Regions from separate parts of the Homo sapiens genome. Here region 1 is linked to region 2. Evidence: chromatin loops called from intact Hi-C (ENCODE). Cell type or tissue: natural killer cell. All regions are shown on one strand. Each heading gives the region's core, and the rest is flanking DNA. Links, peaks and the distances in the headings are about the cores only.

Region 1 (15,596 bases), core at 3,991-11,990, 68 kb after region 2:
ATTTTGAGAATTCATTCTGGCAATACAAGCTTCTAAGTCTGTTTCTAGCCCTCCTGACAAGTCTGTAATCTGCCCAATATCTTTTTTTAAAAAATTCCTTTCTTCTTTAAGTCAACCAGTCAGTTTCTGTAACTTGCAACTTGGAACCCTGACTGATATAGAGCTAACTCCTGGGGCACCAGGCTAGAACTTTCACATATCATCTGCAGGCAGCAGGGGACCATTTAGACTTCTAAGGGTGTCATGACAATCACAGAAGTGTTCTAAGAACATCAAACTGTCAGTGGTATGTAGTATGAACTAGAAGAAGATGGATCTTGAAGAAGAAAAAAGATCAGGTAGGAAGGTTTTACACCTACACAGATGAGAAGTAATGCAGTAATGAAGGACTGAGCTAGGAGATTTGTAACTAGAATGAAGAAAAGAGGTCTATTTCTAATTCCTTGTCTGGTTTTCCACAGGGAATTTGGTCTAAAATGAGGGAAAATTGTGCTTCTGTAGAAAATGCATTATTTATATCACACCTTTCCATGTTATCTTATTCTAGTCTTTCATAGTCTTCCAGCTATTTTACAACTCTGTATATTGTGGACAACTGATTGCAATGCAAAGTAATTCTTGTCTGTAGATATGTAAATTATGCCTACTAGAAGTTCTATTGACTTTCTTCCCCACTGTGGAAGAGGCCAGTTTTGCCTCCATTTGCACATTTGTTTTAACATTTCTGATCCATAAATTAACATTTACAAAATTATCCCTTGAACTGGTTGAAACACCTCACCAGTTTCCTCTTTAATGAATCAAATAAAACCTTTACCTTGTGTTTGTATTTATATCTGTAGGAGACCTTGTTTTTGAAAAATTTAAGCCTTCATTTCTCTCTTTGTACATGGCTTCTTGAAAAAAAAGCTCCAAAATGGACATAAGTTACTGTCATTCCTGCTATTATCAATTGATGTTTAACTAGAAGTAAGTGTCTAGTACATGACAGGATTTATCTTAAAGAGGCTGTAGAGGAGGAAAAACTTTCCCTATACTCTCTTAGGTTCAGTATCTGGAGATTGCAAATTAAACAGAGAAAAGAAAGATTAACAGGAGAAAAGGTTATTTCACATGGACACAAGGAAGTGGGAGACTCACAGAATAAAAGTGAAAACGCCAAAGTTGTGGTTAGACCTAGGGACTTACATACTATTTTAGCAAAGGGTGATAAAGTATGAAGAAAGGACTAGACAAAGGAAAAGAGGAGTTTGGCTTCTAGAGAGGGTAACTTGTGGGAAGGTGACTAGGAAATTGTTATGGTCTGAATATGATTTGTCCCCACCAAAACTCATGTTGAGGCTTGGTCCCTAATGTGGCAGTGCTGGGAGGTGGTACCTTTAAAAGGTGATTAGAGGCCAGGCGCAGTGGCTTATGCCTGTAATTCCAGCACTTTGGGAGGCCGAGGTGGGCCGATCATGATGTCAAGAGATCGAGACCAGCCTGGCCAACATGGTGAAACCCCGTCTCTACTAAAAATACAAAAATTAGCTGAGCTTGGTGGTGCGTGCCTGTAGTCCCAGCTACTCAGGAGGCTGAGGCAGGAGAATCACTTGAACCTGGGAGGCGGAGGTTGCAGTGAGCCGAGATCATGCCACTACACTCCAGCCTGACGACAGAGCAAGATTCCGTCTCAAAAAAAAAAAAAAAAAAGTGGGGGGGGTGATTAGATTGTTAAAATGGACTAATGTCTTTTTTGTGAGACTGGGTTAGTTCTTGCAGGGATGGATTAGTTCTCATGGGAATGGATAAGTTCCCAAGAAAGCAGTTGTTATAAGGTGAGATTGACTCTCATGTTTTGCCTTTTTTTGCACATGCCCAGTTCCCCTTACATTATCTGCTATGTTTTGATGAAGCAAAGGCCCTCACTAGAAACCACCAGATGGGGCGACCAAATCTTGAACTTCCCAGCCTACAGAACCATGAGCGAAATAAACCTTTTTTTAAAAACAAAAATTAAATCTGTATCAGAAATTCTGTTATAACAACACAAAAATGAACTAAGAAATGTATGGTAAATAAGCATTATTTACTAAAGTCTGTTATGTAGACTCAGTCATCTCAAGTGATAAGAATTGTCTCCTGAGTCTTTCTTCTCTTCCTCTTATGGAAAAAGGAGGTCACCTATACTTTGCAAGTGTGGGTTTCCTTTACAAAGATTTCCTTTACAAAGGGGAAATTTATGCCCTTTTAAGCAGAAAAGGGAATGGCCTAGAGTGTCTCCTATGTTTGCTGTTTCTTAATTGCCTTCAGTTCAAAATAATCCTTATGCCAAAGTGACATATTTTGGGGTGATATTCTGATCCCTTCCAACTGCCGTAACAAAGTACCACAGACTGGAAGACTTTCACAAAGCTGACTCATTTATATGTAAAGTATTTGTCACTCAGTGTCCTAAATACATAGAAGTGCATGAGGGATTAAAATCCCTGCATATCCGATAGAGCCCTAAGTGGATCTCAATCAATATGAATGAATGGATGGGTGATTATGTTTATAGCGCCTGTCTTATGACTGCATGCTAAATCCTTTTCAGTGGACTCCAAGGAAGTGACCCAATTCTCTGGTTATATTAGAATTTTGTTATATGGAATATAGCTTAAAATAAGTGGACCATCAGCTGAAAGTAAGAAATCTTTGAGTCTTACAGCTATTTCATTGAAATAGAATTTGATTTGTACCACAACCATAAAAGGTGGTCTAGCAGTGCAAGATATTCTTCTATGGGATCATGAATACTGATCTATTTTTTACACAGATATATCTCAGAAGCTAACATTCAGAAATGTGCTAACACAATATGTCACAATATGTTGTTTAACAAAAATATAGAAAAAAGCCATATCTGCCACAAATGAGGAGTGTCATTAAAGCATCAGCTACAAGTATTCACAGGCTTCTGACTTGGCAATTGGCTGCAGAGAACCACTTACTCAAGCAATTCCTCACTATTAGCTTTTGCTTGTTGCTCTTGGCTTCAGCACAAAGTTGCTTTTAAAAGCAGGTGACAAAATGAAAGCCTCAAGTATATGACCTTATTTCAGGTCATTTGTAACTTCTCAGATTGTTGGTTAAAAAAAATGGTTTGCAAAGAGTATTAATAGGCTTGCATGGTTTTCATAAACCACCTGAATAAGGTGCTTCTCAGAAGGAACCATGCCATTCATAAAGTAAGGACTCTGGAGCCAGATGGAATGGGTGCGAAGTATGGCTCTAACATCTCCTAGCTGTTTGATGCTGAGAAAATTATTTAAATCTCCCTATGTCTTGGTTACTTACCAGTAAATCTCAGAATCCTCATGGGGAGTGAATATGTAAAGCACTTAGCATAAAGTCTGGTCCACAGAAATGCTATATAAGTATTTACTGATAATATGGAGATGTGTATTTATTGATTGAAAAAAGAATTCCTGCAAACTACAATGGCTCTGGCTGCTTCCCAACATGGGGAAGAGAAGGGGCAGCCTCAACATTGCCAACAGCTGGGGAGGACCAAGATGACTGGCCATTCGCTTCTGTAATACAATATTTCCTCTCTCCCCTCCACCTTTCCCACGTTTCTGGGAAAAGTGCCCAATAATGAAAACAAGTTGTTAGGAGGACCTCCCATGTGATATGAGAAGGATGGTACCTGATCTGGAGCCCATTCTTCAGGGGAAATTTTCTGATTCTTTGTCAGCTTAGTGGGAATGATCAAAATGTCTTTTGATAATGGTTTCTGTTCATTTTAGCAAATCTCATCCCAAATTGCGAACATAAAAAAAAGTGGATAGCATCTTCTTTTATTTCCTTTGCTAAATAGTTGAGAAGCATGAGATAGGTCCTTACAACTTCAGGCTTGTCTTCAAGAGTAAGTCCAAAAAAGAGGTAAACAGATTTCCTGCTTCAGGGACAGGCTGACAAGGGTTAACATTTTGCTGAGGACTCCATTTGTGTGCTCTGTAAGGAAACAGGCAATGCCTCACAGGATCCCATTACCCAAACAGGAGAAGCTAGGAGCCTTGGGAAGTATTTAGCCGGGGCATGAATGGGTCACATAACTTCATATAACTTGCAACACAGCATTTGTTTAACATTCAAGTAAGATTAGAGGGGAAAAAAGGTGTGTGCGCGCGCACACACACACACACACACACACAGAAAGAGAAGGAGGAACTTAAACCAGCTATGGTAAAGACAACCTAAAGGTCAAAATTGTAATATTAAATAAATCTTACAAGATTTTATAAACCGTAATTTATTGTCTATGTGCAACTGACATTTTAGCTCTTGGTTTAATACCTGACACTTCAAAGTATTCTTGTAGAAGAATGGTTGATAACCCTCTTACACAGTATAATTGGAATTCTGCATGTTAGAACATTTGGTTTCTGAAAGATTTTTGTAAATGTTAATAGCTGTCTTTTAAAATGGTGTAAGTGTGAAATGCTATGAAAAGCAAAGGTTTAAATGTCACTCTGTCTATAATTTTCATATTGTAAAAACTAAATAAGTTTTTTAAAATGGAAAACCTAAAAGCCTGCTGCAAGTTTGAAGATATCAGCTCATTCATTCTTCCTTTTTGAAATGGATATGACATTTAACCAAATGAGCCAAATTTAGAATTAAAGGTGATCTGTTTTTTCTAAAATTTAATATTGAACATTTCGCCTAAACTGAGAAGCAATTATATTTACAGAGTCCCTACTTCTTCCCACACTGCATGAGCTTATGATTAAAGATCTGCCTTTAAAGTATTCATCTGATGAGCCACCCAGCTACACATAGTCATTACCATCTGAATTTCCATTCTGGACTCCAGCCAGTCTGGCTGAGGCAGTATCTGGGCTCTTTGTATAGAGGCAGAGCCAATGCATTTCTTCCCAGAGTACATTTCTTCCCACTATGAAAATAAAAAATGCCTTTCCCCCCTTCTCCTTTCTCCTGTTTTTTTTTTTTTTTTTTTTTTTTCTCAGGTTAGCTTTTACTTCTTTGTGAATATTTACTGTGTAAGCAGGAAAGGGTTCATTTCCGTCCATTACCCCTCCTTGGGAATCTGAATTCTGCATCATCTCTGGTACTTGGCAGCCTGCGTACATAGGCCAAGAGTGAGCATCCTACAAACAAGAAAATAAATAAACCTGATACACCTAGAATAGGGTCCGAACATTACTGCTCAAACCCCATTTCACCTAAGTCCTGTTTAATGGACCAGTGTATTTGGTGTTGGGTATGTGGCTGCTATTAGAAATTTGTTACTTTTCATAAGTACCAAAGGTTGCAGGGGAATCAATTAATAAAAATGTAAATGAGATGGCATTCAAGAATTTCCCTCTAATCCATCACACTCATTCAATGCAGTAGTGTTACAATATGTTTTGCTGGTTGAAAGAGAAAGGAGCCCAGTTATTGTTCAAACGCCAGGAAGTACAAGTAACTTGTACCTAACTTACCTCTGCTCCTGTAAGCACATGCTCTAGATCTCAGCATCCTTTGCCTTGTGCAGCTAACAAGAGAAAGTCAGTTGGGTACAGCTGGTTAATACATACTAAGGCTATTTTCACAGAATCATTTATTCATTCTCCCTCAGCCTTTAACTCTATGAATAGAAACCAGTTTTAGGCTAAGCTCCTATTAGAGGCAGAGTCAAGAGATACAGTATTGGCCAAATCCAATATTTTCTATTGGGATAAATTGGGGATGTATGTAATCTGTTCTTCTTTCATTTTAACTTACATCTTAAGAATATTATATCACTTTGACCCAGTACACTGGACAATGCCTCCCTCTTCACCACAGGGAAGGAAAAAAGATGCATCCTTCTATATGAAATTGGGATTTTTTTTATATCCTGGGAGAGGCCTTAGTAAGTGATTAACCCTGTTATTTAATTATGACAGAGGAGCTGAGGTTCTCAAACTTTAGCAAGCATCAGAATCACCTGGAGGGTTTGTTAAAACACAGATTGCTGAGTCCTGTCCCAGTTTCTGAGTCAGTAGATCTAGAACAGGGCTGAGAATGTGCATTTCTAAAAAGTTTCCAGATGGTTCTGATGCTGCCTTTTCCACACTTTGAGAACCACGGAAATAGTGTGTTTTTCCAGCACCAAAGCCAAGGATTAACTGGGTTATAGCTAACAACCCTAAATAGCACACTCACTAAGTCACCTAAGGGCATACTTTATATTCTGCTTTTCCCGGTTTACTAAAGAGACAGCACCACACTGGATGATTTACAAAGATCATTTTTAATGGCATGGGTCATGGACTGGTAAAACTGCTTAAAAATGTTCCCAACTAAATTATTGTGAGCATGTTCTATTTGGGGCTTTAATTAATCATTCATTCCTATTTTTCTTCCTGAAAAACAAAAATAATAATATAATAACTTCCATTTGTTAATTTCTTCCTACAATGCTACTGGCTCTGTGTTGCCTGGTTCCCATCAGTTTACCTCATTCAACCTTCACTGCAATCAAGGAGGAAGCTTTATCATCCCTATCTGACAGAACTGAGGACATGGCTGAAGGAGATTAAAAGCACATTTGGAAATACCGCTTTAGATACTCTACAAGTTAACCTTGGAATAAACCAGACTATCAGAGGGCATTGTCACTCACTGACGGATTTCTTTCATTCCTCTCTGCTTTGGCATTAGGCAGTCAGCCACATCAAGAGACTTCATAAGAAACAGCCCTGTAACTCATTTGTTGCTTTCCTGTAAGAATGTTGTCAAGGACATTATTTACTTCATTACAAAGGGTCTTCTTTGTGCTGGAGAAACTTCTCTCAGATCTCTGTGCCAGGAAGAATGGTGTTTCTCTCAAACACTGGGTTTGATATTACAGATAGTATAAACTATATATCCAGGCACATCCTCCTTTAGTGAGTATATACAAACTGGCTTCACTTCATTTTTTTCATCTTCCAACTTCTCCATAATAATATTTACTTTTAAAAATGTTCTTAACAATGAATATGACCAAGACAATTTGAGGAAACCAATCATAAACTTTGTGTCAATATAGTAAGCATGTTTCCTGCAGGGAGATACCACTGTTCCCACTAAAATAGAACACAACAAAAGGAGGCAGGAGAGAAATGAATGACTTAGGACCTGTCTAGGTTGAAAAGGCAAACTAGAAGTGGGGCACACCTAACTTGTTTAAAAAGACTTTGTCAACTATTATTTGTGTACTCTTGGCATTTCTGTGTTCTCCTCATTCCTATTTCATTCCTATTCCCCTTTAATATTTCCTTTACATACCTGATACCTTCCCTCCCAAAAATGGTGTGTGTCTATGTAGTTCCTTGATGATTTTGTCAACGAATAATAAACCCTGGGTTTTGGATAAGGAGGTGAAAAGAAAGGGCTCTGCTTGATTCTGCACAGGGCTATACACCACAGGGCGAGGAAAAAAGGAAAATCCAAATATGTTTAGTCAGGATGTTTTCCTAAACTATTGAAGAAATCTTATCTGGCCTCCTCTTAAAATATGTAAGAACTGTTTCCAGCTGCTTGTTATTTGGCTGTGCTTATTTTAGACCAAAGCCAATAAAAAAAATGAGACTCTTCCCACAGTTTACTTATTAATTATACAGGAGAAAATAGTAGCTTAACAGGAGAACTCTGGTGGACACCCTTTTACCCAACTTAGCAATACTACCAGTGGGATGAACAGGCACCATGTGTCTGCTTGTGTGACAGTGTGACAAAACACAATACCACTTACCTTTCATTCCTGAGGGGAGAGAAAAGTGCATCCTGAATCTAATTATAGGGAAACATGGGATAAACCCAAACTGAGGGACATTCTACAAAATAAATGGCCTGTATTCTTCAAAACAATATCATGAAAGACAAAAAAAGGTAAGAAAACATTCCAGATTAAAGGAGATTAAAGAGTCATAAAAACTAAACCTAACACAAGATCCCAGATTGGGCTCTGAACCAGGGAGAAAAATGCTATAAAGAATATTATTGGAGTAGTAGCTCGTGCCTGTAGTCCCAGATACTCATGGGGGAGGCTAAGGAGGGAGGATAGCTTGATCCCAGGAGTTCAAGGCTGCAATGAGCTATGAGTAGAACACTGCACTCCAGCCTAGGCATCACAGCTAAACCCTGCCACATATCCCCCAACCAAGGAAAAGATATTTTTGAAGCCTCTGGCAAAATTAGAATAAAGATCTGTAGATTTGATAAGGGATTGTATTAATATTTCACATTTTGATAATTATAACATTGTTATGTGAGCAAATATTCATGTTTTTAGGAAATACACACTGAACTATTTAGGGGTAAAGAAGAACTGTGCCTACAGCTTACCCTCAAATGATTCAGAAAAATAGAATCACATAATCATTTTATGTAGATGGTAGAGATAAATATAGACATAGGTGCATTTACCCCATGTTCACGATGCAGCACGTTCATCACACAGCACGATGGGATAGATGGATGGATTCACAGATGGATGGATAGTTAAAGAGATGAAAGTAAATGAGGCAAAAGGTTAAAAACTGCGAATCCAGGTGAAGAGTATACAGTAGTTCTTTGTACTATTATTGCAATTTTCTCTGTTTGAAATTATCACAAAATGTTTGAGGTTTGTTTTGGAAAAAATAATAGCCACAGAGTATTTTTTTTCCCTAAGTAATAGTGCATGAAGTGTTGTTTGTGATGTGGCAAAGCAAATAGCTGCAAAATAAAGTTATTCACATAACAAGTATGGTCATCTTAAAAGCATGATGCCTAGTGAAAACCACTTCCTTTCATGCACAGACTTGGCTAAATCTTTTTAAAAATTTTTTGAAGCACTGGGGTTGATTATTCACACCACAGAATTCTCACGTGGTAGCAATGTTATGCACGCCATCTTTAAAACATGCTTGGCTCTCAAAAAGCCCTTCCCCCTACCCTCTAAAAAGCACTGGAACACACCAAAGCCTAGGAGGTACCAGCTGGAGTCATATATTCTGTTTTCTCTGACAAGGGTAGTGCCATTATAATCCAACAGGCCCATGTGAATGTGCGGCAAACATTCGCTTCGATTTTTATTGTGGAGCATGACAGAAAAGAACATTTGTTCCTTTTCATTCCTGAATGTTTTCATGGTGACATTTCTCAATCTGTGGGTTTGGGTGTGTGTGTGTGTGCGTGTGTGTGTGTGTGTGTTTACTGCTTTCTTTTCCCTCAAAGAGATCACCCAGTGACCTTGAAATCTGCACTGGCATTTCGCTGGCAGGAAGGGAAGCTCCCTCTTTTCATTTGCAAAATGTATAACAATTTGATCATCCTTAAACTTCTAAAAGGTTAATTATGCTCTCTTCATGAGTATCGAATAAAAACCTGTTTTATCTCTGCCCAAATGAAACCCACAGGGCTCACCCTCCCTCCAGCTCTGCCAGAAGCCCGAGTCCTTCCGGCTGTCAATTAACCACTATCAACTCCTAGATCTGTGTGAGCTGCTGTAGATTTTCTCATCCCAAAACTATGACAGCCCTCATTTGTTAGAGCTGTGTGATGACTTTAAAAATTTCTCAGCAGGAAAGTGTTACCAGCTTTGGGTGTGATGGAAAGAAAAGGGAAGCATGAGGAGCAAGCTGGAGAGAAAGAAAGAGAAAGATAAAAAGGTGTTGGATTACTAAAACTTCATTTCACTCTAAAGATTTCCACACCCAAACAAGAATTCAAACAACATAACGAAAATTGGAGGGAAACGCTAATAAACATAACAACCATAAAAATTAAAAGCAAATTTAAAATATTTAAGCTCTGCTGCAGCCAGAAGCATTAGATTCTTGCTAGTTCTCAAAGAAGGTACACTTCTGCACACTCAACGATGACGGTGCCCGTGTGTCAACACTCGTGGTGGGAGTGGTCAACAAGACTTTGTATGGAAAAGGCTCAACATCTACCCCCGCTCGCCTTTAACATTTCTAAGCTGCTACTATTTCTTGGCCATAAACAGCCTCTTTAGTTATAAGCCAGAAGCCATATCTTTAAAAGTAAGTCTGAGAGAGTTACATTTCATTTTTATTACAAGAAAACGTCATCTTTCAAAGAAAAGCAATGGCAGAGAATGGCAGCTCATGCTAGGGGGCAGGAAATCCTGCTTTTGCCTGACACTCATGGCTCCTTGTTTTAATAACTCATACTATTTCACATAAGCCAACCAAGCATTATTATATTTGAAAACATAAACAGAAGATGGAACAAGCAACATAGTTTTTTTCCAGAGGAAGCATGTTACTATACACAACAGCTCAAGTGTTTTAACAATTGCGTAATTACCAAGATACCCTACAGAGCCCGATCTTTTGACTAGACTGAAGCGTGTTATGTGTGTAAAAATAAAAAAGGCCTCTGTGCAACTTCACCCCATGTTCACCATGCAGTGAGTAAATGGGTGATAAAACAGCAAGTCTCTTAGTCTCTTATTTCTTCTTTTCTTTTTCTTTCTTTCTTCCTTCCTTCCTTTCTTTCTTTCTCTTTCCCTCCCTCCTTTCCTTCCTTCTTTCTTTCCTTCCTTCTTTCTTTTTCTTTCCTTCTTTCTTTCTTTCTTCATCTCATGTTCACCATGCAGTGAGTAAATGGGTGATAGAACAGCAAGTCTCTTAGTCTCTTATTTCTTTTTTCTCTTTTCTTTTTCTCTCTTTCTCTTTTTCTTTCTTTCCTTCCTTCCTTCCTTCCTTCCTTCCTTCCTTCCTTCCTTCCTTCCTTCCTTCTTTCCTTCCTTCTTTCTTTGCTTTTCAGGTGTCACCCAGGTGGGGGTACAGTGGCATGATCATAGCTCATAGCCTCAAACTCCTGGGTTCAAGTGATCCTCCCACCTCAGCCAATGTGGGGATAGAGATGCTCACCACCATACCCAGCTAACTTTTCTCTTTTTTGTAGACACAGGGGTCTCATTATGTTGCTCAGGCTTGTATTGAGCTCCTGGGCTCAAGCAATCCTCCTGCCTCAGCCTTCCAAATAATGCCTGAGATTACTGGTGCAAGCCACCAGGCCTGGCCCTTTATTTCTTCAGCAACGTCTCTGTAAGAAGATCTAGTGGAGACTACAACTTTCCAGTGATTTCATGAAAAATGAAATCATTTTTACCAAGAAGCACTAATGCAAATTCGGAGTTTTGGTTGTTCTTCTTCCTGGATGTGTGAGTATGTGTGTGTGGCAATATACGTAACATAAAACTTACCAATTTTACTATTTTCAAATGTATATTAAACACATTTCAAGTGGTGTTAAGTACATTCACAATGTTGTAGGTACTTCACCACATCCATCTCTAGAACTTTTTCGTCATCCCAAAGAGAAACTCCCCCATTACCCCTTTCCCTACCCACTGGTAACCTCTGCTCTACATCCTGTGTCAATGAATTTGCCATTTTAGGTACCTCACATAAATTAAATTATATAATGTTTGTCCTTCTGTGCCTGGCTTATTTTACTTAGCATGTTTTCAAGATTCATCGACATTGTAGCATGTATCAGAATCACATTTCTGTTTTTAAGGCTAAACATTCATATATATATATATATATATATATATATATATATATATATATATATATATTTGTATGCCACATTTTGTTTATCCATTCATCTGTTGATGGGCATTTGGGTTATTTCCACCTTTTGATTATCATGAATAATGCTGCTATGAACATTGGTGTGTTTGAGTCCCTACTTTCAATTCTTTGGGATATATACCTAGAAGCGGAATTATAAAGTATATACTGTAGTTTTTATGTACAATAATTGTGTTAGCCAGGCCAACACACATGTGTTTCTTTATGTGAGGTAAAAAAATAGAATATAAATTTTACTTAGCAAATATTGGATATTATCATGCTTACATTTCATTTCAACATGGTTTTTTTGTTGTTACTCAAGTATTTGACTAATTATAGGAAGATTTTAAAACTTTAGAAATGGGGGAAGAAACTGAATTCACGCTCTTTCTAATTTTCTTTTAGCAAAAATATAGAGTTTAGGTCTGTCTTAGTCTGTTTTGTGTTGCTATAACAGAATACTTAAAACTGGCCAATTTTTTTTTTTTTTCCGAGATGGAGCCTAGCCCTGTCGCCCAGGCTGGAGCACAGTGGTGCGATCTCGGCTCGCTACAAGCTCCACCTCCCGGGTTCAAGCGATTCTCCTGCCTCAGCCTCCCAAGTAGCTGGGATTACAGATTCACGCCTCCATGCCCAGCTAATTTTTATATTTTTAGTAGAGATGGGGTTTCACCATGTTGGCCAGGCTGGTCTCAAACTCCTGACCTCGTGATCCACCCCCCGCCAGCCTCCCAAAGTGCTGGGATTACAGGCGTGAGCCACCACACCCGGCCTGAAACTGGCTAATTTGTTTTTAAAGATTTATTTAGCTCATGGTTCTGCAGGCTGGGAAGTTCAAGATTGGGCAGCTACATCTGGTGGCTTCTGGTGAATGCCTCATGCTGCATCAGAACATGGCAGAGAAACAAAAGGGGAAGCAGGGCTGGGCACGGTGGTTCACACCTGTAATCCCAGCACTTTGGGAGGCCAAGGCAGGCAGATCACCTGAGGTCTGGAGTTTGAGACCAGCCTGACCAACATGGAGAAACCCCATTGCTACTAAAAATACAAAATTAGCTGGGTGTGGTAGCACATGCCTGTCATCTCAGCTATTCTCGGGAGGCTGAGGCAGGAAAATCGCTTGAACCTTGGAGGCAGAGGTTGCTGTGAGCCAAGATTGTGCCATTGTACTCCAGCCTGGGCAACAAGAGCCAAACTCTGTCTCAAAAAAAAAAAGGGGGGGGGAGGGAAGCAGGCACTTGCCAAAAAGGGCAAACATTAGAGGTGTCCTCACTTTGTAACTACCTGCATTCTTGGTAACTAACCCAGTCCCTTGAGAGTGAGAACTCACTCTTGAGACAAAGGCATTGAGACCTCTTAATGACCTAATTGCTGTTTTTTTTGTTTTTTTATTTTTTTGAGACAGAGTCTTGCTCTGTTGCCCAGGTGGGAGTGCAGTGGCGCGATCTCGGCTCACTGCAAGCTCCACCTCCCAGGTTCATGCCATTCTCCTGCCTCAGCCTCCCAAATAGCTGGGACTACAGGTGCCCGCCACCACGCCCAGCTAATTTTTTTTTTTTTGGTATTTTTAGTAGAGATGGGGTTTCACCATGTTAGCCAGGATGGTCTCCATCTCCTAACCTCGTGATCTGCCCGCCTCGGTCTCCCGAAGTGCTGAGATTACAGGCGTGAGCCACCGTGCCTGGCGCCTAATTGCCTTTTAAAGGTACCACCTCCCAACACTGCCACACTGGGGACCAAGCCTCAACATGAATTTTCGTGGGGACAAATCATATTCAAACAATAGTAAGGTCCAAACTAAAGCACTAACATGGGCAATAAGTATTTTCCTCTGAGTGGTGCATGGAGGAAGAACTTCATGTTTATCAAGAGTTATTATCAGTTGGCAGGGACAGTTGACAAGGTTTCCAACTGCACCCTTCTGTATGCCACTTTTCTCCCTGTAGTGGGAAGATTTTCCACTGCCCACGCAGGGTGTCATTTGGCAAACTGTCCCCCGTTCTTCCTTTTATATTTTTTTCTTTTTAGAGACAAGGTCTTGCTCTGTCACCCAAACTGGAGTACAATGGGATGATCTTCGCTCACTGCAACCTCTACCCCACAGGCTCAAGCAATCCTTCCACCTGAGCCTCCTGAGTAGCTGAGACCACAAGCACATACCACCACAATCAGCCAATTTTTAAGTTTTTTGGAGAGATAAGGTCTCCCTGTGTTGCCCAGGCTGGGCTCAAGTGATCCACCCACATTGGCCTCCCAAAGTGCTAAGATTACAGGCATGAGCCACTACATCTGACCACTGAGCCACCAAGCCCAGCCATCCTTCTTTCCTCCCTACAACCCACTATGCCTTTTGTGAACCAGATAATGCCACTGTTCTGCTCTCAGCTAATGAGAACAGATGGGCACATAATCCAAGGAGGATCAGTCTACAGATTGGCTAGGTGACCAGTGGCCTATGATCCAGGTTTTGGATTGCAAACGTGAACAGAACTAACTGGACTCCTATCTCAGGACATGAGAATCAGAAAACTGTTAATGAATCATGGAGCCACCGAAGAAGTGGGCAAAGATGGTACTAAGAATGCTATGAGATTGTCAGGTTTGGAAAGGACACTGTAAGCCAAAGTTACATGCAAGCTGAAATTATGAGGGAAAAGAGAAAGTCATATATTAGAGAAAAAATGCATCAGATACACAGGGAGAAGTAGATACATCTTGTGAGATGACACAGTCCATGAGGATGATGGCAGAGCTGCTTGCAAGAGCTGCCTTTGTGTCTAAGTCTTGCCATTTCAAGGTCTCTCCATGTATTTCTTTACCAATAAACCCTTTTGTTGAGTTAACTGGAGTAAGTCTCTGTCCCTTGCAGTTTAATAAACCTAATTGAAACTCTCTCTTCTATTGTTTCTTCTTCTATATCTACCATCTTCCAATGTCTCTTATTATCCTTCTAAGCCCCTTTCTTTCTTTTTTCTTCTTTTCTCCCCCATGCCTCATCCCTACCTATGCCTCAGGCATACTGCTAGGGCCCATCCTTATAGAAGACCCTAAAAAATGGAAAAGAAATAACACAGCAGTCTGGATATTTTTTAAGTGGCAACTTTATTGAGATGTGTATCATAATTCAGTATTTTAAAGTATACAATTTAGTGGGTTTTAGTATATTCAGAGTTGTACAGTCATCACAACTGTTTAATTTTAGAACATTTTCATCATCCCAAAAAGAAATCCCATACCCATAAGCAGTCATTCTCCATTTCCTCCTCCCCCTAGTCTCTGAGAACCACCAATCTACTTTCTGTCTCTACAAAGTTGCTTATTCTGGGCATTTCATATAAATACATTATGTACAAAATACAATAATTACAATACATGAGTAGCTTCTTTCACTTAGCATAATGTTTTCAAGGTTTTTCCATGTTGTTGCATGTACGAGTACTTCATTTCATTTCATCATTGAATAATATTCCATTGTATGGGTATACCACATTTTGCTAATTCACTCATATGTTGATAGGCCTTTGGGTTGTTTCCAGTTTGGGGCTGTTATGAATACTCCTGCTGTGAATATCTGCATACAGGTTTTTGTGTAGACATGTTTTCAGTTATCTTTGGTATATACCTAGGAATGGAATCGTTGGGTCATATGGCATAATGCAATATATTTAGTTGTCTTTTTGCTCCCCTTTCCCTTCTGCAGACCTTTGGCAGGTTTTGCAGCTATCACTCTATTATTTTCTTTATATTTTCTTTGCACGTTCCTGTTTTCAGTACATCTTTCCATTTTTCTCTTCTCTCTACTTTTCCTTTTATCTCATTATTTGAGTACATTTTTTAAAAAAACTCATCCTTAAGTAGCTTTCCCTGATGGCTTTTATTATATTTCCTTTACAATATTTTTCTTCTCTCTCCCTGTTGCTGATAATGCTTGAATAAACCCAGCTTCACCTAGAGGGAAATAAGTATCATGTTAGATACTTATTTCCCTCTAGGAATAGAATGACT
Region 2 (15,596 bases), core at 3,561-11,560:
TTAAAGTATGAAGGTGAAGACTTGGGTGTGTGTACTGGCTCCTTGCCATATACTACCTGGACATATCCACAAGTAAATCATTTCGTCTTACCAAGGATAATTCCTCATTCATAAATGTGGGGTAATGAAAATATTTAACTCACAAGAATGTTTTAAATATTTTATTTAAAGTGAGAATGTATTTGAATTTGGTGAGGAAGGTTAGATATTAAGATGTATTTTGTACATCTTAAAGTACTATACAATACTATACATACTTAGTACAATTACTGTTAATATGGTGGCTTTCTATGGAGAAGCATGATGTACTTTGATAGCCTTAGGCTAATTTAGGGTATCTCTTTTTTTCAAAATATGTGTGTTTGTTTTTTTTTTTTTTTTTTTAAAGCAAATTGGAAACAGAAGTGTTCCCTGTTTCGGATAACATGAATTATGTTCATGTTACAACATTTAACATGCATAGCCATGAATTGGTCAATGTTTTGCTAAGAACAGAGTAAATGGAAACTATTCATATATCAGTTCTCTATTGTTCTGATTACAAGCTTATACATTAGGATGATTCATGGTTTACTTGCTTTTCAAGTCACAATTTCAAGCAGCATCATTTGTCTTCTATTAGCAACTAGTGCTGTTTTACTCATAACACTGGAACATAGGAAAGGGGGTTTGGAATTTGTTATCATGAACCTAGAGTTTTAAGATTTGGAGTTTGTTCTTAAATTCCCAGGTAAAATGCAGTTCTTGAAGGTTTTTGACCTAGAAAATGAACTGAACTACATGTTAAGAGAATTAGTATGGTGACAACTGGTAGGATAATTTGGATTTAAAAGAGACAAGAGGTAGAAAAAAAAAGGAAAAACTGTAGAGAACATTTTGGAATGAAAATCCTCAACTTGTGTAGGGAACCCATTGCCTCCCTTTTTTTAATCCACAACACTGTAATAGTCTGCCTCTAAAGCTTAAGAATAGTAGAAATATTGACTGTGAACATGGATTGTTATGTAAAGAAATTATACAATGGAAATAGATGTGCATTGTTCACCAGTAAAAAGAAAGAAGTAGAGACAGAGGATATTTTAAGAGATGCAATTCTCAGAATTTGGTGATGAAGGTTAGATATCCTAGGAAAGAGAGATACCAAGAAGGGGTTCTGGTTTGTGGTTTGCATAAATAAAATAAGTATTAATAACTTATTTACTGAACAAAAAGGATGTTGGAAGAGGAGCAGGTTTAAGGAAGAAGACGTCATGAGTTCAATGTTGTACAGGTTGAATTTGAGATGCTTTTGATTTATCCAATAGTGTTTATCTAAAAGACCTGAAGATCACCTGCGAGTCTTTGTGTAAGGGAGTAATTAAAATTAGGAATGTGGATAAGATCTCTTAAAGAAAGAAAGAGTGTAGAGTAAGATGAGCAAAAAACTTTAGGAACAAAACTTAAAGACTTATGAATTGAAGATTAGGTGGCTAGGCACAGTGGCTCACATCAGTAATCTCAGCACTTTGGAAGTCCAAGGTGGGAGGATCGGTTGAGGCCACCCTGGGCAACAGCAAGACCCTGTCCCAGCAAAAAAATAATAATGATAATAATAAAAGGAACAAAGAAGATGAAATGGAAGAGAATGAGCCTACAAACAATACAGATTGGGAGAGGCCAGAAAGGAAGAAGGAAAACAAGTTTTCTCTGCTGAAAGTAAGAGAAGGGACGGTTTTAAATGAAGGCAGTAGTCAGTAGTGTCCAATATTATTGAAAAGTCAAGTTAGATGAAGATTTGGCTACAGGGAGTTCACTGATAACTTAGCCAGTTAAATACCATTCCTATGCTGACAACTCCCAAATGTAAAACTCTAGTCCAGTTCTTTCCTGAGCACCAAACCCATACCTTCAGTTGCATATTGAATGTCAACTAGACATCTCTAGCTTAACATGTTCCAAAGAGTTCTCGAAACTTGTTCCTCCAGCATTCTTCCTCACCTCACGTAATGTCAGCGCTCCACCCTTTAAGTCACTCAGTCAAAAAAAAAAAATGTGGCATTATTCTTGACTCCTTGCTTTCTCTCATAGCCTCTCACCCAGTTTTCAGCAAGTTCTATTAGTTCTACCTTCAAAGTATTCTCACCTCTGATTATGTCTCACCATCTCCACTCCAACTTTCCCGTGCCAAGCCTCATTACCTCTTTTTATTTTTACTAACAGCTTTATTGATATAATTGGCATATCACATAATTCATCCATTTAAAGTGTGCAACTCAATGGTTTTTTTTTACTAAAAACCGCAGAGTTGTGCAACCATTGCCACAGTTCATTTTAAAACATTTTCTTCGCCCCAAAGAGAATTTACTCTTCATCCCTCCTCCCACTAGCTCCTGACAATCACTAAACTACTTTCTTTTTCTACAGAACTGCTTATTCTGGGCTTTCCATATAAATGGAATCATACACTTTGTGGTCTTTTCCGAATGGCCTCATTCACGTAGAATACTGTTTTCAAGGTGTATCCATTTTGTCGCATGTATCCATACTTCCTTCATTTTTATGACTAAATAACATTCCATTATATGGATATACCACAATTTTTGTATCCATTCATCAGCTGATGGACATTTATTTGTGTTGTTTCCACTTTTTGGCTTTTAATAACGATGCCATGAATATTCATGTTTTGTTTAGACATGTTTTCATTTCTCTTGGGTATGTATTTAGGAATGTAATTGCTGGTTTCATGTGGTAACTCAATACTTAACCTTTTGAGGAATGCAAGACTGTTTTCCAAAGCATCGCCCATTATCTTTTGATAGGATCAGCATTGGTCCTGCTTCCCCTACTTCCACCCTTGCTCTCCCAATCCATTTTCAACACATCATTTGTCTGTTCAAATTCCTCCGGTGCGTCCTCATCTCACTCAGAGTAAAGTCAAAATATGTGGCAATTACTACATGCTCCCACACAATCTAGCCACATATGACCTTGCTGGTTTTACCTGCTGCTCTGCCTTTCGCACTTGCTCAGTCCACAGTGGCCTCCTTGCTTTTCCTTGACTCTATCAGGTACACTCTCTTGCTTATCTGCTCCTTTCTGGAAGAGACTTTCAGCTAGATCCATAGGGTTTTTTCCCTACCTCCTCACATCTTTGTTCAAATTATCTCCTTCTTAGTGAGGCCATCAACACTCTCCAGCTCCCTGCTATTGTCTGAATGTTTGTGTCACTCCAAAATTCTTATGTTGAACCTAACCCCAATGCAATGGTATTACGGGGTGGGGCCTTTGGGGAGTCATTAACTCATGAGGGCTCCACCCTCCTGAATGGGATTAGTGCCCTTATGAAAGAGACTTAAGGGAGCCTGTTTGCCCCTTCCACCATGTGAGGGGACATAGAAGGCACCATTTATGAGGAACAGGGCCTCACCAGACACTGACTCTGCCCAGAACTGTGAGCAATAAATTTCGGTTGTTTGTCAGTTACCCAGTCTAAGGTATTTTGTTGTTACAGCAGCATGAGTGAACTAAGAACCTCACTTTCCTGCCTGCTTTGTGTGTGTTTGGTTTTTGTCCATTACACTTATCACCAGTGAATGCATGGTGTTATTTATTTGCTTTAGATATGTTTTCCCTACTAGATAGTCAGCTCCATAAAGACAGCTATTTTTGGATTTTGTTTAATGATATACTCCCCAGGGCCTAGACCATATAGTAGGATTAAAGAATTTTTAGATGAATGGGTGAATGATTGAATGTGTGTTGAGCCTGGAAGCCAAATTGGAATAGGTAGAAGAGTGAAGGAAAGTGAGGACATGAATCATTAAGAGTAGACAACACTTCCAGGAGGTTTGAGAATGAGAGAGATGTTGAATATATGCAAATGCCTCCGCCTTCCATCCTGTTAGTATGGATGAAGTGTCTCTGCTCCTACTAAGACCAACTCTCCACTTGTACCCAGGATCTTGTTGTGAGGAAAAACTTCTCCTCTGTCAACTTAGGTCTGAATAGTCCCAGGACCTGCAAATTATCCAGCCATAGGCAGATTAATTGAAGAAAAGATAAAAGTTTATTTTCACGTGCATGCAAGAGTTGCTCAGTCACGAGTAACTCACTGAATAGCCAGAGACAAGAGGTTTATATAACGATTTCACAAAAGGAGGGGAGGGTTTCACTGCGAAGGTATAAAGGGTTCTATTGGGCTTTTTGTTGTTAATGGGAATAGGCAGTCTATCTCTTTCCTGGCTGGAAATTTTCCCACGGAGGCGATGGGTGTTATGGCAGCTGAATTCATAGTTCCCAGTGCTAAGGGTTAACCTTTCTTCAAATGGTAAACTCCCTCAGATGGGGGTCAACAGCAGCTGTATTTTGGGAGGGTTCTACTCAAGTGTAAATAATGTTTCTTTCTGTGGCTGCTGCCTGTTCAGATGTTTTCAGTTTAAAATAGTCTTCATAGCACTTTGGTGGGCAGCTAATTCCTTCAATCTAACCCCTTCGGCCTGTGCAGACAGGCCCCCATGATGCATTACTCACGAGGCACCTTTCATACAAAAGAGCACGTGACGTCTCCCTGGGACATTATCTTTATACTGAGCATGGTGTAAGGCCCTGCTCAAGGACATCACTCTGGTAAATGTCTCTGCTCAGTTCTGAATCATCAGCTTTTTCTTCTCAACTGCATCATCCTGTTATATACAAACGTATATACATCCTGTTATATACAAAACAGCCTTTTTTTTTTTTTTGAGGCGGAGTCTTGCTCTGTCACCCAGGCTGGAGTGCAGTGGCATGATCTTGTCTCACTGCAACCTCCACTTCCTGGGTTCAAGCGATTCTTTTGCCTCAGCCTCCCGAGTATCTGGGATTACAGGTGCCCGCCACAGTGCCTGGCTAATTTTTGTATTTTTAGTAGAGATGGGGTTTTGCCATGTTGGCCAGGCTGGTCTCGAACTCCTGACCTCGTGATCCACCCGCCTCAACCTCCCAAACTGCTGGGATTACAGGTGTGAGCCACCACGCCCGGCCAACCTTTGATTTTATAAGGAAAATTTAAATATGTATTAGGCATTCAATGGTACCTAGGAATTACTGTGACTCTAGTCACAGGAGACCCTCACCCTCAGGAAAGATAGGAGACCACGCAAATACAACGCACACAGAAGGCATTCTATTCATCCTGCTTGTTGAAAACCCTGTCTTCTCCCACAAGCCTAGGGTCAAGCCTGCTCAGAAAGGAGGAGAAAAGGTACGGATTCAGACCAGTCTCCATATCAGATCTGTCTCCAACACCTAGAGACAGTGTAGCAACAAGCCCACAGAGACAGCTCTCATCAGAAAGGCATCTCCATATGCCTGGCAGTGAGATCTAGTGAATCAGTGATGCTTGAGAACTTCGGATGTTGTCCTTGGATCAAACATGTAAAACTGGTCCACATATATTACACTCTGTATATCATTATATATTATATATGTTGCTTAACAACAGGGGTACATTCTGAGAAATGTGTCAATAAGCAAATATGGTGCTGTACAACTATCATAGAGTGTTCTTACACAAAACTAGGTGGTGTAGCCTACTTCACACCTAGGCTGTATCAAATAGCCAGTTGCTCCTAGGTTACAAACCTGTGCAACATTTATTGTACTGAGTACTACAGGCATTTGCAACACAATGGTGTCTTACATATCTAAACATAGAAAAAACATACAGTAGAAATACAGTATTAGAATTTTATGGGACCACCATCATATATGCAGTCTGTCTTTGACCAAAATGTTGTTATGCAGCACTTGACCATATATATATATATACATACACACATACACAGGCATACCTCAGAGATATTGCAGGTTCAGTTCCAGACCACTACAATAAAATAAGCATCAAAATACATCAAGTTGGCAGGGCATGGTGGCTCACACCTGCAATCCCAGCACTTTGTGGTGCTGAGACGTGCGGATCTTATGAACCCAGGAGTTCGAGACCAGCCTGGGCAACATGGCAAAACCCTGTCTCTATTAAATAGAAAAATTAGCCAAGCTGGTGGCACACATCTGTAGGCTAGCTACTCGGGAGGATGAGGTGGGAGAATTACCTGAGCCCTGGGAGGTTGAGGCTGCAGTAAGCTGTGATCGCATCACTGCACTCCACCCTGAGTGACACACTGAGACCCTGTCTCAATAAATTAATTAATTCAAAATAAATCCAACCACATGAATTTTTTGGGTGCCAGTGCGTATTAAGGTTGTTTACACTATACTGCAGTCTATTAAGTGTGCCATAGCATTATGTCTAAAAAACAATGTACATATTTTAATTTTAAAATGGTTTATTGCTAAAAATGCTAACAAAGTGAGCATATGGTGTTAGAAAAATGGCGCTCATAGACTTGTTCAACACAGGGTTGCCACAAACCTTTAATTTGTCAAAAAAACACAGTATCTGTGGAGCAAAATAAAGCAAAGCCCAATCAAATGAGGTATGCCTGTCTATAAAATATTTTGTCTCAAAAAAAGTTGACTCAATTTTGAGTGGCTAAAATTTTAATACATAGTCCTATGAAGTTGAAAAATAATATCTCTAGGCAGCCATCCTGGTTTTAATCTAATAAATTATGAAATACAAATTAACAAAGACTTGAAGGACTAGGTTAAATAGGCGATCCTAAACGTTAATCATATCACCTACTAGACGCAATTAGCTTTTGGAATAAAAGAGTAAGCATAAATATAATCAACTAATTTGTCAGATTCACCAAATACTATATTGATGTTATAAAAACTAATTCTTGGGCCATCCTGAGATTGACAACAAAATATTGACAGAATTAGACATTCATAAACACAGCCATGCCACTGCCATCCGTGCATTTCTCTTTGTGGCCTTTCCTTGCACTAAGCTAATATTTTTTTCTATTAATTTCCTTATTAATTCAAAATTAGCTAATGGTTTTGATAGATATAATCAAGGGAAAAGAAAGATGATAAACGCAAAAACGTTTTTGTGGTTTTTGCTGTTGTTTTATTGTTCTTCTCAGTGATGGATTACATTTTAAAAGGACCAGAATGTTGGTGCATTGCTAAGTCCTACAACGTGACCTTCTAAGGCCACTGAAGCTGAAAAGTGCCACATTAGGACTCAGAGTGAAAGTCACACTAATAGACTTTAGGCAAATTATTGTTTATTTTTATTTTTATTTTTTGAGATGGAGTTTCTCTCTGTCGCCCAGGCTGGAGTGCAGCGGCGCGATCTCGGCTAACTGCAAGCTCTGCCTCCCAGGTTCAAGCGATTCTCCTACCTCAGCCTCCCGAGTAGCTGGGACTACAGGCACCCGCCACCACGCTGGGCTAATTTTTTGTATTTTTAGTAGAGACAGGGTTTCACCTTGTTAGCCAGGATAGTCTCGATCTCCTGACTTCGTGATCTGCCCACCTCGGCCTCCCAAAGTGCTGAGATTACAGGCGTGAACTACTGTGCCTGGCCTAGGCAAAGTTTTTTATGTTGCCAAATTAACTGAAAGAAAAGATCTGCTGGGGTACCAGGCATGGTTTCTCCATTTTGGGGGCACAGCCAATGGATGAAACATACACTGTTGTATAATGGAGGATTTGGCTGGCTTGTGCCCCTGGTTCCTGTGACAGAGCCTCTAAACTCTTGGAATTTCCCAAGTGATAGAAGCGTCTTTATTATTCATGGTAGACCTCTCTGACCACACTGGAGTTTATGCTAATGATGTGACTCATAGTTCTAGGTATTTTCAGCATGGGGGCTTTCCATGCTGGAGAGAAAAATTATGTGGTTAGAGGGTTGGGGCTTCAAGCCATATGTTATCAACGTGACTTCCCAGCCTCTGGGGAGGGAAGGGGGGGTCTAGGGATTGAGTTCAATCATGTGGCCAGTGATTCAGCCAATCAAGCCTATAGAATGAAACCCCAGTAAGAGCTCTGGACACCCAAAGCTTAAGTGAGCTTCCAGGTGAGTGACACATATTGATGTGCCAGGAGGGTGATACATCCTGAAGACATGGAAGCTCTGTGTTGGGGACCCTCTAAGATCTCAACATATGTTCTTCTCATTTGGCTAGTCTTGACTTTATATATATATATATATATATATTTTTTTTTTTTTGATATGGAGTCTCACTCTGTCACCCAGGCTGGTGTGCAATGGCGCATCTCAGCTCCCTGCAACCTCTGCTTCCTGGGTTCAAGAGATTCTTGTTTCAGCCTCCCTAGTAGCTGGGATTACAGGTGTGTGCCATCACACCTGGCTAATTTTTGTATTTTTAGTAGCAATGAGGTTTCACCATGTTGCCCAGGCTGGTCTCAAACTCCTGGCCTCAAGTGATCCACCCGCCTCAGCCTCCCAAAGTGATGGGATTACAGGTATGAGCAACTGTGCCTGGCAACTCATGTCCTTTATAATAAAATTGTAATCCTAAGTGTAACACTTTCTGGAATTCTGTGAGTTATTCTAGGAAAGTATAGAGCCTGAGGAAGTAGTGGAAATGCCTAAATTTGTCACCAGTTGGTTAGAAGTGCAGGTGGCTGGAAAGCCCAGAGCCTGTGGCTGGTGTCTGAAGTGAGAGAAGTCTCGTGGTGGACTACACCCTCAACTTCCGCAATTTGACCTAATTCCAGGTAGTTAGTGTCAGAATGGCATTGCAGATACATACACAGAGAAAGTCGAGCACGATGCAATAAATGTGATGAGATAGGCAGGCACTGAGAAAATGCAGTGAGCACACAGAGAGAAGCCCATAACCCAGCACCTTCCCTGAAGTCAACAAAACCTTTCAGCAATGTTACTTGAGATGACTCCGAGAATGTTTGCTTTGTAAAATTCAAAAGTTAAAAGAAGAACATAAATCACCCAACCAAGGATCATCAAATCAATATTTATGTTTCTGTCATATTTTCTTCTACACATATTTCTATGGATTTTTACATATTTGAGGTACTACTCGATGTATGATTATTTTCACTTTCATTGAACATTTCCTAAGCGTAACCTCTTGGCATGAAAGGCTTATCACACATTTTCATTTAATGGCTATACGCTACGCTATCACATACATTCAATGTAATTTATATAACTGTTTTCCTAATTTGGGGCATTAAGGCTGCTTGTGGGTTTTAATATAACAAATAGTGCTAGGATAAATATCTTTACACATATATCTTTGTCCACATTTCTGATTATTTCCTTAGGATAGACTCTCAAAGTAGAGTTACTGAGTAAAAGATTTGTTTGTGCTGAGCACAGTGGCTCAACGACTGTAATCCCAGCATGCTGGGAGGCCAAGGTGGGCGGATCAATTGAGGCCAGAAGTTTGAGACCAGCATGGCCAAGATGGTGAAACCCTGTCTCTACTAAAAATACAAAAATTAGCCGGGCATGGTGGCACGTGCCTGTAATCCCCGCTACTTGGGAGGCTGACGCAGGAGAATCACTTGAACCCAGGAGGTGGAGGGTGCAGTGAGCCAAGATAGCGCCACTGCACTCCAGCCTGGGCAACAAAGCAAGACTCCATCTCAAAAAGAAAAAAAAAGAAAGAAAATAAATTTGTGCACCTCCTGAAGCCTGGTGCCAAATTTATTTATAGAAATATAAATTTACCTTCCTGCTAAGCATGTGTGAGACGCCTCTAACTTAACACTCACCAGTCAAAATTAAATTGTTAACTTTAAAAATTTAGAAGTTTGGGCCAGGCGCAGTGACTCACATCTGTAATCCCAGCACTTTGGGAGGCCGAGGCAGGCGGTCACAAGGTAAGGAGATCGAGACCATCCTGGCTAACACGGTGAAACCCCATCTCTACTAAAAATACAAAAAATTAGCCGGGTGTGGTGGCAGGCACCTGTAGTCCCAGCTACTCGGGAGGCTGAGGCAGGAGAATGGCCTGAACCCAGGAGGTGGAGCTTGCAGTGAGCTGAGATCGTGCCACTGCACTCCAGCCTGGGCGACAGAGCGAGACGCCATCTAATAAAAAAAAAAAAAAAATTTAGAAGTTTGATAGGTCCTTCAAATGTATTTGTTTTAATGTGCATTCAACTACTTGTAAGACTGTATTTTTTCATGTCCATTGGTTATTCCTATTTATTCTGTCTTAGTACTTGTTCTAAGTATTTATTGGAATCTTAAGTGTTTAGCTTTAACTATTTGTTAAATATATCATATAAAGTTCATGTACTATAGATTTTTCCTAAAGAGTGATGCTATGATGTAAGGGTGTTAATCCTTTATGAAGTTAGTTAGGAAGTTAACCCTTCATATTATTTTTAATAGCTTTTGTTTCAAATTGTTGAGTTTTGAGAATTTTACTTTTTGTGGAAAAAAATTTTTTGGGATATTTTTGTTCATGATTGTGTGACAGACATTGAGGTGACCTGCTCAGATTGCCTTTCCAGAAAGAACTCCTGTCCAGTGAGTAGGAGTGTGTTTAGCTGATGGCCTCTAGTTATCAGTTCCTTCAGGTTTTGCCTCAGCTTTTGAGCTGAGGGCACATTATTTTGGGGGTGGTCCTCAACCAATGACTGAGCCAGGCAGTTGTTTAAGGGCCTACCCATCTTCACCAAACACAGGACCCCTCTAACGGGCATTTTTAATATTTTTTTACCCAGCACTGGAGCTTGAATGCAATTGCTCCAATAAAAATGTCATGATCATTTGCCCAGTTCCTGAACCTGAGCAATTCCAGACCTGGAATCTATTAACCAAAGAAGTGGCTGGGTTCCCAGGGGGAAAACCCTGCCAACACTGAGACAAATATACAGAGCACTGACACTCCAAGTTCTTCTCTAAAGGCATTTATGGCCATTTATTCAAGTGAATACATAATATGGTAAGAATGACCAGACCCTTTAAGGGGTATTAGATAAAGAGTCCAAGTGGTCACTGAAACTCGGGGACATGGAATGTCATCATGGCCTCTCTTCTTAGAGTGGGGTCACATAGGAATCAAGAAATAATGAGGCCAGGCACAGTGACTCATGCCTGTAAACCTAGCACTTCGGGAAACGGAAGTGGGAAGATTGCTTGAGCCTAAAAGTTTGAGACCAGCCTGGGCAACACATTTCTTTAAAAAAAAAAAAAAAAACATCAGCTAGGCATGGTGGCACGTGCCTGTAGTCCCAGCTACTTGGGAGGCTGAGGTGGGAGGATCACTTGAGCTGGAAAGGTCGAGGCTGCAGTAAGCAGTGATCACACCACTGCATTCCAGCCTGGGTGACAGAGACCCTATTTAAAAAAAAGAAACAAGAATGAAGAAATTTCAAGGCCTAGAGTAATAATAATATGTCCTCTAGGTTCACAAACCCTCCTGGTGGTCAGTTCCCTAGTCCCTGAATGTATAATTAGATTTAACACACTTGAAAATTAGAAAACCATCTATATTGAGACATTGGCTTATAGGAGTAATAGTTATCAGAGTGTGGAAAGCCAAATTGGAGGCTATGAAATAATCCACCACCACTCTCCAGTCAGCATAGCAAATCAAAAACATTACTGCATCCCAGGTAAGAAAATGAGGAGCACCAAAGACTAGTGCTTTTGTTTTGTTTTGTTTTTTGTTTTTTGCAATGCAGTTTCACTCTTTTTGCCCAGGCTGGAGTGCAATGGCACAATCTCGGCTCACTGTAACACCTGCCTCGCGGGCTCAAGAGATTCTCCTGCCTCAGCTTCCCGAGTAGCTGGAATTACAGGTGCCCACTAATTTTTGTATTTTTAATAGAGACGGGGTTTCACCATGTTGACCAGGCTGGTCTTGAACTTCTGACCTCAGGTGATCTGCCCACCTCGGCCTCCCAAACTGCCGGGATTACAGGTGTGAGCCACTGCGCCCAGCCCTTAGTGTCATTTTTAAAGGACTAAAGGGTCCAGGGATGGTGGTACCTAGCATATCTCTATTTAATTCACCAGTCCAGTTCCTGCAGAAAGTAAATTGGTTTTGGAGAATGACTGAGACTTCAGTAAGATCAACCAAGCTGTTGCCCAGTCACAACTGCTGTACCATGTGTGGTATCATTGTTAAAGGATATTAATATAGCCTCTTGTGTGGTATATGGCCGCTGATATAGACAATGCATTACTTTCTTTTTTTTTTTTTTTTTTGAGATGGAGTTTCACTCTGTCACCCAGACTCGAGTGCAGTGGCACAATCTTGGCTCACTGCAACATCCACTCCCTGGGGTTCAAGTGATTCTCGTGCCTCAGCCTCCCAAATGGCTGGGATTACAGACGTGAACCACCACCCCTAGCTAAGTTTTTTGTTTTGTTTTGTTTTGTTTTCATAGAGATGGGGTTTCACCCTGTTGGCCAGGTTGGTCTCGAACTCCCAACCTCAGGGGATCCAACTGCCTTGGCCTCCCAAAGTGCTGGGATTACAGGCATAAGCCACCACACCCAGCCAAGAATTCATTACTTTCTATCCCAATGAAGAGAAAGGATTAAAAACAGTTTACATTTTCTTGGAAAGGACAACATTATACAATTACATTATTGCCTAGAACTATACTGTCTCCTCTGCCCTCTCTCATAATAGAGCCTGAAAAGATATGAACTGTTTGGACATCCCACAAAACATCAGATTGATCCATTACATGATGATGTCTTACTGATCATTGGTTTCAACATCACCTAGAAATACTGTTCTGACCTATATACCAAGTAGCATAGAAGACTTCTAGCTTTAAGTGGGACCCAAAGCCAGAGAAGACTACACAGCAGTTCCAGGATGTGATGCAGTATCCCTGTCACTTGGGCCTTACAACCTGGCAGACCTTAGGTAATGTCAGTGTCAATGATGGAAGATGATGTAGTGCAGAGTTTATAGCAAACCTCAACAGTAGAATCACAATTCAGGTCCCTGGGGTTCTAGAGCAAGCCCATGTTATCTGTTGCTAAAAAAAACAAAAAAAAAAAAACAAAAAAAAAACTTGTTGAAAAACACTTCCTAGCATGCTACTGGGTCCTGGTAGAGACAAAAATGCTTGACCATAAAACACTAAGTGACTGTGTATCAGAAAATGAGCTGGGACCTTCTTGGACCCACCAAGTCATAAGTAAGTCCTGGATGTATCATATCTATCTTATGATGGACTACTATCATAAATGCCAGTATTCCATCATAAGATGGATATGATACATCCAGTACCAAGCAAGAGCAAGTCATGAGGGCATGAGCAAACTGTATGGATGAGTAGCCAGATTCCCATCACCCTCGACCAATGTACCAGCACCCCTCTGTCAGTTCACACCTATGGCCATATGGTGGTCCCACATGAGGAGCTTAAGGTGGAAAAATTAAACAAGAAGGAATAGGATGGCTGGCTGGTCAGAGAGCTAAAGAAAAAAGATGGAAAGATCATGGACAAGGAGATTTAGGCTAGGAGTCTGCAGATGCACACAATGTGAATACAGAGTGTCAAGATCAGTGCCCACCAGAAAGCACCCACTATAGAAGAGGCACTAAACAACCATGAAAAAACATGAGCCAGGAATGGTGGCTCATGCTTGTAATTCCAGCTCTTTGGGAAGCTGAGGCAGGAGGCTCTCTTGAGGCTAAGAGTTCAAGACCAGCCTGGGAAACACAGCAAAAAAAGCCCGTTTCTATAAAAAAATTAACAGGCCGGGCGTGGTGGCTCACGCCTGTAATCCCAGCACTTTGGGAGGCTAAGGCGGGCGGATCACCTGAGGTCAGGAGTTCTAGACCAGCCTGGCCAACATGGTGAAACCCTGTCTCTACTAAAAAAACAAAAATTAGCGGGGTGTGGTGACAGGCACCTGTAATCCCAGCTATTGGGGCGGTGGCTGGGGGGTGGTGGTGGGGCGAGGCAGGAGAATCACTTGAACCCAGGAGGCAGAGATTGCAGTGAGCCGAGATCGTGCCATCGCACTCCAGCCTGGGGGACAAGAGCGAGACTTCATCTCAAATAAAAAAAAAAAAAATTAACAAATTTGCTGGGCATGGTGGTGAGCACCTGTAGTCCCAACTACTCAGGAGGCTGAGGAGGGAGATTACCTGAGTCTGGGAGTTGGAGGCTGCAGTGAGCCATAATTACATCATTTCACTGCAGCCTGGGCAACAGTGAGACCCTGTCTCTAAAAGAAAGGAAGAAAAATGATGCAGCCAGTTGATGATAGCCATCTTTCATGCAGGCACCCCAGTGATAAAACAATGGGCACATAAATGAAGTGGTGGCAGAGAGGGAGGCCCTGCATATTCCCATCAGCATGGACTCCTATTCACCAAGGCCTCTGTAGCTACTGCCACCTCTGAATGTTCAATCCGCCAACAACAGAAACCAGTGCTGAACCTAAAACATGGCATTATTTCTTGAACGGACGAATGGGTGATCTGGTGGCAAGCTGACTACAGTGGACCCATTCCATCCCAGAGGGGCCAACTAACAGTGTGTTCTCACAAGAACAGAAACCTATTCTGAATATGGGTTTGCCTTTTCCTACCACACAGCCTCAGCCAGCACTGCTATTCAAGGGTTATGGAATGGTTAATACACAGTAAATCCCACACAAAGAACATCTAACCAGGGAACCCATTTTAAAACAGAAGAGGTGAAGGCGTGAGCCCATGCCCACAGCATCCACAGGCTGAATCACCACCCAGAGGCTGCCAACCTGACAGAGCATTGGAGTGGCCTGCTGAAGTGCCAGATCCGAGGCAGCACTCTGTGAGGATGAAATGCCATCCTTCAGGGTATGTGCATTGAATCAGAGACATGTATATAATTCTGTGTCCGCAGTGAGACGAATACTTGGGGAAACCAAGAGGCGGAAGCAGGAATAGCTCTGCTTACCATTACCACCAGTGACCATCTGTAAAAATCTTTACTTCCTGTTCCCCATAACTCTGAGCTCCAGAGTTAGAGGACCTGATCCCAAATGAAGCACTCTTAACAGGAGAATCCAGATCCCATTGAGCTAATAGCTATGACTGCCACCAAGTCACTTAGGGCTCCTTTTGTCCAGGAAACAACAGGCAAAAAGAAAGTCAGCTACTAGTCATCTGCCATCATCTGGAGGAGGTCCAACCGCTGTCACTCCATGTATGGAACGCAGGTGACCCACTGAGGTGTCTCTTAAGATACTTTCTTGTCTGAATAGGCAGGTGCTGTAATTCCAGTGTTTTGAAAGGCTGAGGCAGGAGGATCACTTGATCACTGAAGCCCAGCCTGAAGATTTCGGTTATCAGGGCTCCGAACCTTCAGATGAGGGTTAGAGTCCCACCTCAGATAAGCCACCAAGACCAGCAGAGGTGGTAATTGAGTGGCAGGGGTTTTAGAATGGATGATGGAGGAGAGAGAGGATGAGCGCCGGTTGCGTCCTGAAGAGCAACTGCAGCGATGGGGGTGCAGTTCTTCCCACTGACTTCTCACTTCTCAGTTTCTCCTCGGGGAGGGAGCCTATAAGAGCCCCACAGGAGCTACTCCCTATGTGTGTACAGAAAAGTGGATTCATAGATTGCAAGGGGTAGACTGTGGCAGGGACGGAAACACTCTGCTCAGATCCACTCTCAAAAATAGGCCTGCAGCCCAGGTAAAGGGTGTGGACAGCAGACAACCTCTAGCTATTAGTTCCTCAGGGTTCTCCTCAGCTT

Evidence for each region. Peaks named below come from ENCODE experiments on the same cell type or tissue, not always from the same donor. Only the 100,000 strongest peaks of a DNase experiment are listed, where the experiment ranks them.
Region 1: it touches region 2 in a loop (3-fold over the local background); 2 of 110 quality-filtered maps call a loop at or near these places.

The regions. Positions count from the first base shown.
Region 1 is chr5:124,860,781-124,876,376 of GRCh38, reverse strand. It overlaps LOC105379157 (a long non-coding RNA gene), which reads left to right and starts at 266. Exons shown (of 2, transcript NR_188329.1): 1 at 266-338; 2 at 6,467-7,592. In natural killer cell, for the core only: no CTCF peak of the experiment used is centred there; no DNase peak of the experiment used is centred there.
Region 2 is chr5:124,928,235-124,943,830 of GRCh38, reverse strand. No RefSeq gene overlaps it. Among named protein-coding and RNA genes, the nearest start is that of ZNF608, 190 kb to the right of the region's middle. RefSeq lists an enhancer at 7,522-7,921. In natural killer cell, for the core only: no CTCF peak of the experiment used is centred there; DNase peaks (open chromatin) are centred at 7,740 and 8,590; H3K27ac peaks cover 1,203 bases.